Linked DNA regions of Homo sapiens: region 2 is linked to region 1. A link is a loop called in an ENCODE intact Hi-C map of the cell type or tissue named here. Cell type or tissue: mammary epithelial cell. All regions are shown on one strand.

Region 1 (5,000 bases):
AGAGCTTCTGGGAAGGGTGGGATGCAGCTCCCATTTACCCCATGTCTTTTCGGCAACTTCTGGTGGCAGGGACATAGCAGCGGCTGGGGAGCAGGTCATAGATGGGCCTATCCTGGGCCCAGGTAAGGTCTTTATGCCAAGGCGGACATCTGGAGCCCTGGTCCAGGATGTGTCGACATACAGACAACAGAACGCATAGTCTAAAAACATAATTTAATGCATCGCGGTGAGTCTGAGTCAGGAGGGAATGCGGTGTGGAGAGGTGAATTTTCTGTTTGCTGGAATTCTGCTGTGGGTGGGGTTTTGGCTGATGGACAGGGAAATCTGCACAAGTATTTCGGGTCACAAAGAAGGACGCCCCAGGAAGCCCGCGCTCCCTCTGGCCTACCTCCCTGGCCAGGGCCCGGAGCCCTCCGCTTCTAGGCACTGGGAGGAGGCTGTCTGAGGAGGGCAGGCTCCCGGCCCTGCCTGTCCAGTCTAATCAGGTTTGCAAAGTCTGTGCCGCCGCCTCAAGGGCTCGGGCGTCCCTTCCTCCCTTGCCGGGATGGGGATGGAGACCAGGAGCACAGCCCTGAGCGTGGTGGGTCGCAGACGCACTGAGGCCAGGAGCGGGGCAGGGAGGACGCAGGGATTTGTCTTTTCCAAAGGAGATGTCAGGAAGTGTTATGAATCGAGAGTGGCCTTTGCCAAGGAGCCGCGCCCGGGCGGAGACCGGGCGGCCTGCAGCCACCCCGCCTCGCACCCCCCGCGCCCCTAATCCGGGTACAGAAGAAAGCCCGAGAACGTGCTGTACTTGTTATTATTGCCTCCGTGAGCCTTCCCGCCATCCAGCTTCACATACACTTCGTCCCCTGAATCCAAGTGCAGCACCACGCTGTTACTGGCGTAGTCGTAGTTCTGGTCGGCGTCCTGTGCAATGGCGCTGGCCCGGACCTGGGGACAAGCGGTGGGAGCAGGTGAGCCGGGGCACCTCTTCCCGCGCCTTTGCTCAGCCCACACCAGGCGCGCCACTCACGGGCCTCCCGCCTGCTGCTTCAGGGTCCACACTCCCACCCCAGCTCCATGTTCTCTCTCCAACTTAGTCAACTCCTTCCAGGTCCCCCCTCCTCCTCGCGCCGACGAGTCTGGGAAATAGGGAGAGGGGAAGCTTCATGAACACTGACCCAGAGTGGAAGGGTGGGAGCCAGGGGCCAGGGCCAAGAGGAAAGGAGGCTGCAGGGCAAGGGGGCGACCTGGAGAGAACTAAAGAACTGAGGTTTCCGAGAAGCCCACGGAGAGGCAGGCAGGGACGCAAGTGGCCAAGGAGTGTAGTTTAGGTATGGGGGTCTCTGGGCTCTCAAGGCCCAACATTTGGCTCTACGTCCCGGTGAGCGCGGCCTCGGCGCATCGGGAAGCGGAGATACTGTGGCACCGAGGCGCGTTCATTCCCGGGGCTCGCAGGGTAGCCCGCGGGTGGAGAGAAAGGAGGCTGGTTCCCTGGGAGGTTCAGGGCGCGGGCGAGGGTTTACGGGGGCCGGTGAGTGTAGGGGTCACTGACCTGCCCGTTCTTGCAGAGGTCCGCCCACATGCTGGTGCCGTCGCCGCCGCGCATGAGGATGTGGTAGGTGAAGAAGTAGATGCCGCGTACCTGGCAGCTGAACTTGCCCGTGGTGGGGTCATAGTGATTGCCGAGGTTGGTGACCACGTCATCGAACTTCAGCACCTCATAGCCTTCGTGGGGGCTCTTGAGACCCACATAGAAGGCGATCTTGGGGCCGCTGAAGGTGGCGCTCAGCGCACTGGTCACTTCACCCTCGGAATCGCCACCTACCCCGGCCCCGCCGCCCACCACCCCGACGCCGCTGGCCGTGCCCGCCGTCAGTTGCAGCCCTGGCAGCCCGGGCCGCCCCGAGTCGCCCTTCTCTCCCGGAGGGCCCCTGGGTCCAGGCGGGCCCGGCTCTCCAGGGGGCCCCCGCGGCCCTGGCTTGCCCGGTCGCCCCGGGTCGCCCTTGGGTCCCTGGATGAAAGGAGGAGGAGGGTTGGCGCTGAGGTCCTGCATGACTTCCAGGGCGGCGGTGCTGGGTCCGGGTGGCTGCGCCTTTGCACCCGGGGGCTCCCCGCCGGGCGCGGCAGTGTAAGGGTCGCAGATCATGCGGCAGGTGCCCATCATCTCATAGTGCGCGGCGCCTCGGGGCGCCGCCTGCAGCAGCAGCGGCACGGCGATGAGCAGCCCGAGCGCCATGGCCAAGAGTACGCCGACGGCCGCCAGGCAGGCACGCCGCCGCCGCTGCCACAGCCGGGAGGCGACCGCCACCAGCTCCTCCTTGCCGCCCGGGGAGGTAATGGTGGGGCGGCGCGGGCGGCCCCGCTCCCCGCGCTCGGGGACCGGCTCCGCGGGTCCTGGCCGCGCCCCCGACGTGGCGACCCCCAGCCCCGGCTACCCAACTACTTCAGCGAGAGGCGCCGGGACCTCTGAGCCTGGGCCCACCGCGCTGGGGCTGGTCGGGAGAGCCGCGGACGCCCGCGCGCATGACGTGGGGCACACAAGACGAATCCGGCGCCCCGAGGGTCCGGCGCCGGCCAGGGAGTGCTTGCGCTGGCCGGGGAGTCTGCTTGCGGCGTCCGGCGCTGGCTCCGCGGCGCTGCCTCCCGCCAGGCTCCGCTCCGCTGGGTTTAGTGGGGCTCCTAGCGCAGTGAGGGCGCCCCGGCTCCGCGGCGCGCTCTGCTGTGCTCTCTCGCTGTTCGCTGGCTCCCGCGCGGAGGGGGGACCCCGCTACCCTGACGTAAGGAGTCCGGGGCTGAGCGGCGGAGGCGGCGAAGCAGCGCGCGCTGCCATCACTCGGGAGACGGAGCCCTCATGTCATCAGCCTCCTATCTGGCGGCGTCCTCGGCAGAGGCGGTGAAGGCGCGGTTCCCCCTGGCGGCTCCCAGGAGCCACAAGTGGGCGCAGCGGGCGCGGTCCCAAGCCGGGGCACATCGGACACACCCACCCGCGGCCACACTCACGCGCCCCCCACCGATAACACACACAGACACCCACGCACGCAGTGGCGGGGCACGCACAGCCACCCCCACATGGCCACGAAAGCAGCTGGAATCCAGGTGTCAGCAGGGCTCCTCTGGGGTCACCTAATCCATCCCCTGGCCTGCAAAGAGGATCAAACCTCAACCCACCGAGTCCAGGAGAGTCCCGTGAGGTCCAGCGGGAAGGAGTTTCTGAAAGACCTCCTGAGTTATTTCTTCAGAATTGAATAGATCTCGCTTCTGGAAGATCTTTCGCAAACCTAGACTAAGGACTCCAGACTCTTAAACAGGCTCCCGTAGAGCACCCCACTAACCTCTGAGGTGACTCTAAAAAGCCCAAGGCTCCCAATACAAGAATATTTGCGGCCGGGCGCAGTGGCTCACGCCTGTGATCCCAACACTTTGGGAGGCCGAAGCGGGCAGATCACCTGAGGTTGGGAGTTTGAGACCAGCCTGACCAACATGATGAAACCCCGTCTGTACTAAAAACACAAAATTAACTGGGCATGGTGGTGCATGCCCGTAATCCCAGCTACGCGGAAGGCTGAGGCAGGAGAGTCGCTTGAACCAGAGAGGCAGAGGTTGCGGTGAGGCGGGATCGTGCCATTGCACTCCAGCCTGGGCAACAAAAGCAAAAGTCCATCTCAAAAAAAAAAAAAAAAAAAAGGAATATTCGCCTCAGACCTTTTCTTCCACCAGAAAATGGCTGGCCCTTGTCCTCTGCGTGAAGCTGGTGTAGAAACCAAATGCTTGATGCCGGCACTTGGCAGTGATCATGGTGCACTCAGCTTCTACTCCAAGCCCGGCCACTGCCAGGCAGATGCATGGGCACATTCCCTTGGACATCCCCAGCTTCCTCCTCCTGAGATGGGTTTAGTTATTTTAGAAAATAGTCCAAATAGTCCAAAGCCATTCTGAGCCAGTCTTGAATAAACCATGGCCTCAGATGAGAGCAGAATAGTCTATCTCCAATGTAGCATGTGAGGCTAAGGAAGGATGAGAGGCCCGCCGGTGTGGGAGAGACTTCCAGCGGAGAAATCAAAGCCCCAGCTTCTGCTCTTGCCCTGAGTAGCTGTGTGATTTTGCCAGGTGGTTCCTGTCCCTGAGACTCAGTTTCCTTAAAAGGCCGCCTCCTGCCCTAGCACCCCCAACATGGGAATCACACCAGGCCTGTCCTGGGGGGAGAATCTAAGGGCTGGTGTCAGTGTTTGGTGTAGCATCAGCATCTCTGGAACAACAGTGCACCCACCTAAGGCTATTGCTTTGAAGCTAACTCTCATTTGTCCTGCACTAGGTTCTTACGGGTTAATTAAAATCTATTTTTGTCCTCTGATCACCCTGGGTCATTTCCCCACTCCCAACCTCGTTGCTCTAGCCTGTTCTCTCCACATATATTTGTGGAAAGGATGACTGAGCCTAGCCGGAAGCCAACTTTACCAAGGAGAGAAGGAGCACATTTATTGGCACCTACTACGTATGCATCAGGCACTTTGCACGTGCTCCTTCATTCATTCCTCATGTTACTGTGGATTAGTGATCATTTTCCCACCGCACCAATGAGGAAAAAAAAAAGGTTTTGCAAGTGTAGGGTGTTTGCCAAGTGCATTTTACCCACATGACAGAGCCAGGATCCTCCCGGCACCCAGATCAGGGGCTATCTGAACCTGTCAGTGAACACAGCTTCAACAGCTACTTCTTGGCCACAGTCTTCACTGGTTTCCTCAGACTTGGGAGTCTTTCTCCACTCTCTGCCTCAGAGTCATCCCAAGAGCACGTGATTTCAGGAGCCACATGGCCTACTTCCAATCCTGGGTCTGAGACTTCCTGTCTGTGTGACCTTGAGCAAGTTGCTTCATCTCTCTGAGCTCGGATCTCCATGTGTAGAATGGGAATGGAAAAAGAACCTACCTCTAAGTTATTGAGAAGACTGAACGAGCCAATTAATGTAAAGGCTTTAGAACAATAGCTAGCTCAGTAGAAGCTTAGCTATTTTTATT
Region 2 (5,000 bases), 140 kb before region 1:
AGGGGTTCCAGGCCAGTCTGGCCAACATGGTGAAACCCCATCTCTACTAAAAATACAAAAATTAGCCGGACATGGTGGCACACGCCTGTAATCCCAGCTACTTGGGAGGCTGAGGCAGCAGAATTGCTTGAACCCAGGAGGAGGAGGTTGCAGTAAGCTGAGATCACACCACTGCACTCCAGCCTGGGCAGCAGATGAGACTTAGTCTCCAAATAAATACATAAATACATAAATAAGGTCATGACTTTAGTTGAAGTCCTTCATTTAGAGACAATGGAGGCCTATGGTGGCAATAAGATTGGCCCCAGGACATAGCTGGTTGACTGCTGATCTGGATTAGAACTCAGGTCTCCTGGCTCCCAATTCAGGGCTTCATTCACTCAAGAAGCTGTGCCACTCTTGGAACACACACACACACACACACACACACACACACACACAGAGTTGCTCAAATCAGTGAATGATTCTGTCTTTGGGCAGCACAAATCTTTAATGTTTTGAGATCACAATGAAATGGAAATTACTCAGAACAAACTTCTGCTATGGGAGTGTCTTGGGCCAGATGAAGGGGGCTGGTGGTAGGGAACATCTCAGACACTTTGTAGGAGATCTTCCTGAGGGTGTCAGTGAACAAGACGCAGTGACAAAACGACTTCACAAAATAGAGAAACAATGTGGTCAGAGGGATTGATCAGAGAGACTCCCTGTCCTGGCCCCTGTTCGCTGAGCAATTCAATGACATTTGTCCTGTGTGGGCCAGTTACTCAATTGTTGTCTTAGTATGTAATTTTATTTAAAATATTTGATAAAATAGCAACATATTTAGCTGATTAAAAAGTTCAAACAGTTTTTAAATTTTTTTGTTTTGTTTTTCATTTTTTTAATTAATTTTTAATTTTATTTTAAGTTCCAGGGTACATGTGCAGGATGTACAGACATGTTACACAGGTAAACGTGTGCCATGGTGGTTTGCTGCAGCTATCAACCCATCACTTAGGTATTAAGACCAGCAGGCGTTAGCTATTTCTCCCAGTGCTCTCCCTCCCCACACCCCGCCTCCCGCCATGCCCCAGTGTGTGGTGTTCCCCTCCCAAAACAGTTCTTGAAAACATAAAATACACTACCAGCTTTAGCCTTCCTTTCTACACCGACCCCCACTCAGTTCTCCTCCCAGATGTACTTTAAACTCCACAGTCAAAAGTCAGACTCATGGTTTACACCAAAGGGGCATGCCTTTTTTTTTTTTTTTTAACATATTTTTTCTTAGGAATCTGCTCCTACATTTCTTATCTCACTTGATGAAGCAACCATTCGCACAGTGTGTCAAGCCAGAGGTGGTTATTAGTTCACATGTATTCTCCCCTCAGAATAATTTACTGTAATCCGTATACAGTATATAGGGTTTTTATTAACACAAATGGCATGATACTGAACACACTGTTCTCTGCCGAGCCGATTTTTATCCTTCCTTATGGCTACGGCATATTCCACAGTACAGACGCTGCGTAACTCACTCGCCTGGTCCTCAGTGGGTGGTGTTAGTTGTTTGCAGTCAGCGCTATCGCAAACAGTGCTGCCGGGAGACCCTGCCCAGTGCCTCTTGGTGAATCTCTGCAGAGGCAGCTGCAGCGGAATTGCTGGATTAAGTAGTATATGCACTTGAAATGCTGACATATTCCTAAATTGTCTTCCGATAAGGTTGCGCTGATTGACTCCCACCAGCAATAAGAGGGTGGCTATTTCCCCACACCTTTGGTAATAATTTTCATTTTAATATTTGCCAATCTGAGATGTGACTAACGAAGTGAAGGTTCGTTGTTGTTTTGAATTACACTTCTTTAATTATGAGTTGAGATGAGAATTTTTCCTCCAAGCTTGCATGTTTAAGAACTTCCTGTTCACATCTGCTCATCTAGGGTCTTTTTTTCAATGATTCTCTCAATGTAAATTAAGGAAATTAGTCTTTTGTCTGTCATATGCATTTCAAATACCTTTACAGTTTATCCTGAAGCTTTTTTTTCCCCTCTCTGTACTAAAGCTTTTAAATTTTCGTGTAGTCAAATTTATCAGTCTTTTCCTTTGTGGCTTCGGGGTTAAGCTGTTATTTAAATATTTTATAGCTCATTTCACTTTTCACCCAAATAAAGTGTAAGCTGCTTATAATGTTGCCTGCAGATTCTAACACAATGCCTTGTGTTTGGCAGGTATGCCTTACAGTATTTACTGATAAGATAGATAGATGATAGACTAGATAGATAGATGATAGACTAGATAGATAGATAGATAGATAGATAGATAGATAGATAGATAGATATGAATAGATAGATGGATACAGGAAATATTTTACAGTGTTAACCCTTGCTTTGCCCCATTTAAAAAACTGGTTTTAAAATACCAAATGCATTGTGTATTTTTTGAAACATCTTCTGCTCTTGATTTTCTCAACCTTTCTGGAGTCTCAAGCTGCTTGTCTCCCAGCCTCTCCCTGAGCCTTCCTCCCTGGCTCCTTTCTCACAGCTTGCCCCCTAAAAGTTGACACTGCCCTCGTCTTTCTTCTCTGTCTACATGTTCCCTAGCAGGGATGACACCAAGGGGTGGCTGGGGGTGGTTACCACCCAACTTCATCTGCTTCCTCCCAAAGAGCACCCCCAAAGCAGACAAGGAAGAAAGAGAGGGGAGAAGAGGAGAAAAAAAAGCAGCAAAGTGTGTGTTTTCTCATTCTTAAGTAAAGCTTGAATGAACACATATTTCAAAGACTTTGCTATTTCTATTAGGGTCATCTGAGCAAGAGCAGGGTGCTATATGTGTACATGCAGCCTTGAGCCAAGTGCCCCTCCAGCATTACTACTGCTGCTCTGTCCCTCCTGGGTGTCACCTTGCTGCCTGAGCCACCTTGCCCACTGCCACAGCACTGCCACAGCTCTGCCACCCTCCAGATGCCCCATAAATGCCTTCAACCCACACAATGGGATATATTGTGAAAAGTAAGACTCACCCTGACTGAAACCCCTTGTTCTCATTCCTCGTCTCTGTTAACAGTTTCTTGTGTATCATTCCAAATATATTCTATACATATAAAAGCATGTGTGCTTATCTTTCCACAAGTGTCACCTTAGTACTCATCCTGCTCTGCATGGCACTTTTCACTTAGCAAAGTATCTGGGAGATGGATCCCTGTGACCACAACCTCAATATCACGTTCACATCCTCAGCAGCCTGGTATTCCACTGAATGGCTGTATTGGAACCAATTTAACTAGCTGGCTATTAAAGAGTAGTTAGGCTTCTCAAGTTCTTTGAGGCTACAAATAATGCTTCCATTAATATCTTTGTGTATCACTATCCCTAGAATATTGACTCCATAAGGCAGTGTGGCAGGCAGAATAATTGATCTCCAAAGATGTCCATATCCTAGTCCCCAGACCTGTGAATGTGTTACCCTACGTGGCAAAGGGGAGTTTGGAAATGTGATTCAATTAAAGATTTTGAGGAGGGAAGATGATCTGGGGTTATCTGGGTGGGCCCAATAGCAAATCCCAGGGTCCGAGGAAGAGGAATGCAGGAGGGTCAAAGTCAGAGCAAGAGTGAGGGGGCCATGAACCCAGGAGCGCTGGCAGCCTCTAAAGCTGGAAACAGAAGGAAACATTCTTCCCAAGAGCCTCCAGAAGGAACGCAGCCCTGCTGACACCTCCACAGTAGACCGCTGACCTCTAGAACTGTAAATAATACATCTGTGTTAAGTTACTCTGTTTGTAGCAATTTGTTACCGCTGCAACGAGGAACTAATACAAAGGTGGTTTTGCTGCCTGCACATTGCATTCCCAATGTCACGACCAGTGCCTGGCATGTAGTAGGAGCTTACTACAGATTTGTTGAGTGACTAGAGGTGCATGTGTATTACAAGTGTAAAATAACTCCTGCCAGTGGCACTGCCCTCTGAAAGGGGAGACACATTTAAATATTGGTAAATATTTTAAAAATATTGGTAAATATTGCCGGATTCTCATCCAAAGAGGCTGCGCTGATTTACATTCCCATTAGCAGTACATGACTGCACCTTCCTCCCCATGCCCTGGCCTGCACTGTATATCATCATCATTATTTTGCCAATATAATTCTGAAAAATGGCATCTCATTGTGTTGATGTGCGTTTTTTAATGACGAGTGAGTCTGAGCTTCTTTTCATGTGCTTAGTGATCATTTGTACTTCCCCATTTGTAAACTGCCTAAACGCGTTCATTCCCTCTTTTTAAAAAATGGAGTTATTGTTCTTTTTCACTAATTTGTAAGAATCCTTCATGTTGCATGGATATGAATATGTAAATATATTCCCTTGGTTTGTCCTTTTGCTTCGTTCATGGTATTTTTTCACCATGGAGAAAATTTTAATTTGACAAAGGCATGAATGAGGTGCGCATCCTAGTTTGGCAGAGAGGAGAGGGGAGATCATTCAGTCGCACCTGACAGGAGCAAAGACTCTGAGATAAGAAAGAACAAGGAAGATTAATATGACTGGAGCAGTTAGGGGAGAGAAGGATTGATGAGGTGTGTGTTGTCAGGCCGGGGGAGCTGGAGAGCGACAGTGGAGATAACTAAGAGCTGGATGGGGGATTTGGATCCTCTACTCCGTACAGGCAAGTGAACAGTCTTTATTTTTAAACATGGTAAAAATTCCTATAAAGTGTAGGTACTGCGTTAGGTATTTAAAATACTTTATCCTGGCTAGGCGTGGTGGCTCACGCCTGTAATCCCAGCACTTTGGGAGGCCAAGGCGGGCAGATGGCCTGAGGTCAGGAGTTTAAGACCATCCTGGCCAACATGGTGAAACACCATCTCTACTAAAAATACAAAAATTAGCTGGGTGTGGTGGCATGCTCCTGTAATCCCAGCCACTCGGGAGGCTGAGGCAGGAGAATTGCTTGAACCCGGGGAGGCAGAGGTTGCAGTGAGCCGAGATCACGCTACTACACTCCCCAGACAGAGTGACAGGGCAAGACTCCG

Evidence for each region. Hi-C counts contacts between places; a loop is a spot of excess contacts. Peaks named below come from ENCODE experiments on the same cell type or tissue, not always from the same donor. Only the 100,000 strongest peaks of a DNase experiment are listed, where the experiment ranks them.
Region 2: a loop joins it to region 1, with 5 times the contacts of the local background. A loop is called at or near these places in 2 of 110 quality-filtered maps.

Annotation. Positions count from the first base shown.
Region 1 is chr2:119,156,049-119,161,048 of GRCh38, forward strand. It overlaps C1QL2 (complement C1q like 2), which reads right to left and starts at 2,703. Exons shown (of 2, transcript NM_182528.4): 1 at 1,538-2,703; 2 at 195-933. The coding sequence starts at 2,221. The coding sequence ends at 754. RefSeq lists an enhancer at 1,071-1,881. In mammary epithelial cell, a CTCF peak has its summit at 2,945 (motif pointing left); no DNase peak of the experiment used is centred here; H3K4me3 peaks cover 195 bases; H3K27me3 peaks cover 3,911 bases.
Region 2 is chr2:119,014,490-119,019,489 of GRCh38, forward strand. No RefSeq gene overlaps it. Among named protein-coding and RNA genes, the nearest start is that of MARCO, 75 kb to the left of the region's middle. In mammary epithelial cell, no CTCF peak of the experiment used is centred here; no DNase peak of the experiment used is centred here; H3K27me3 peaks cover 908 bases.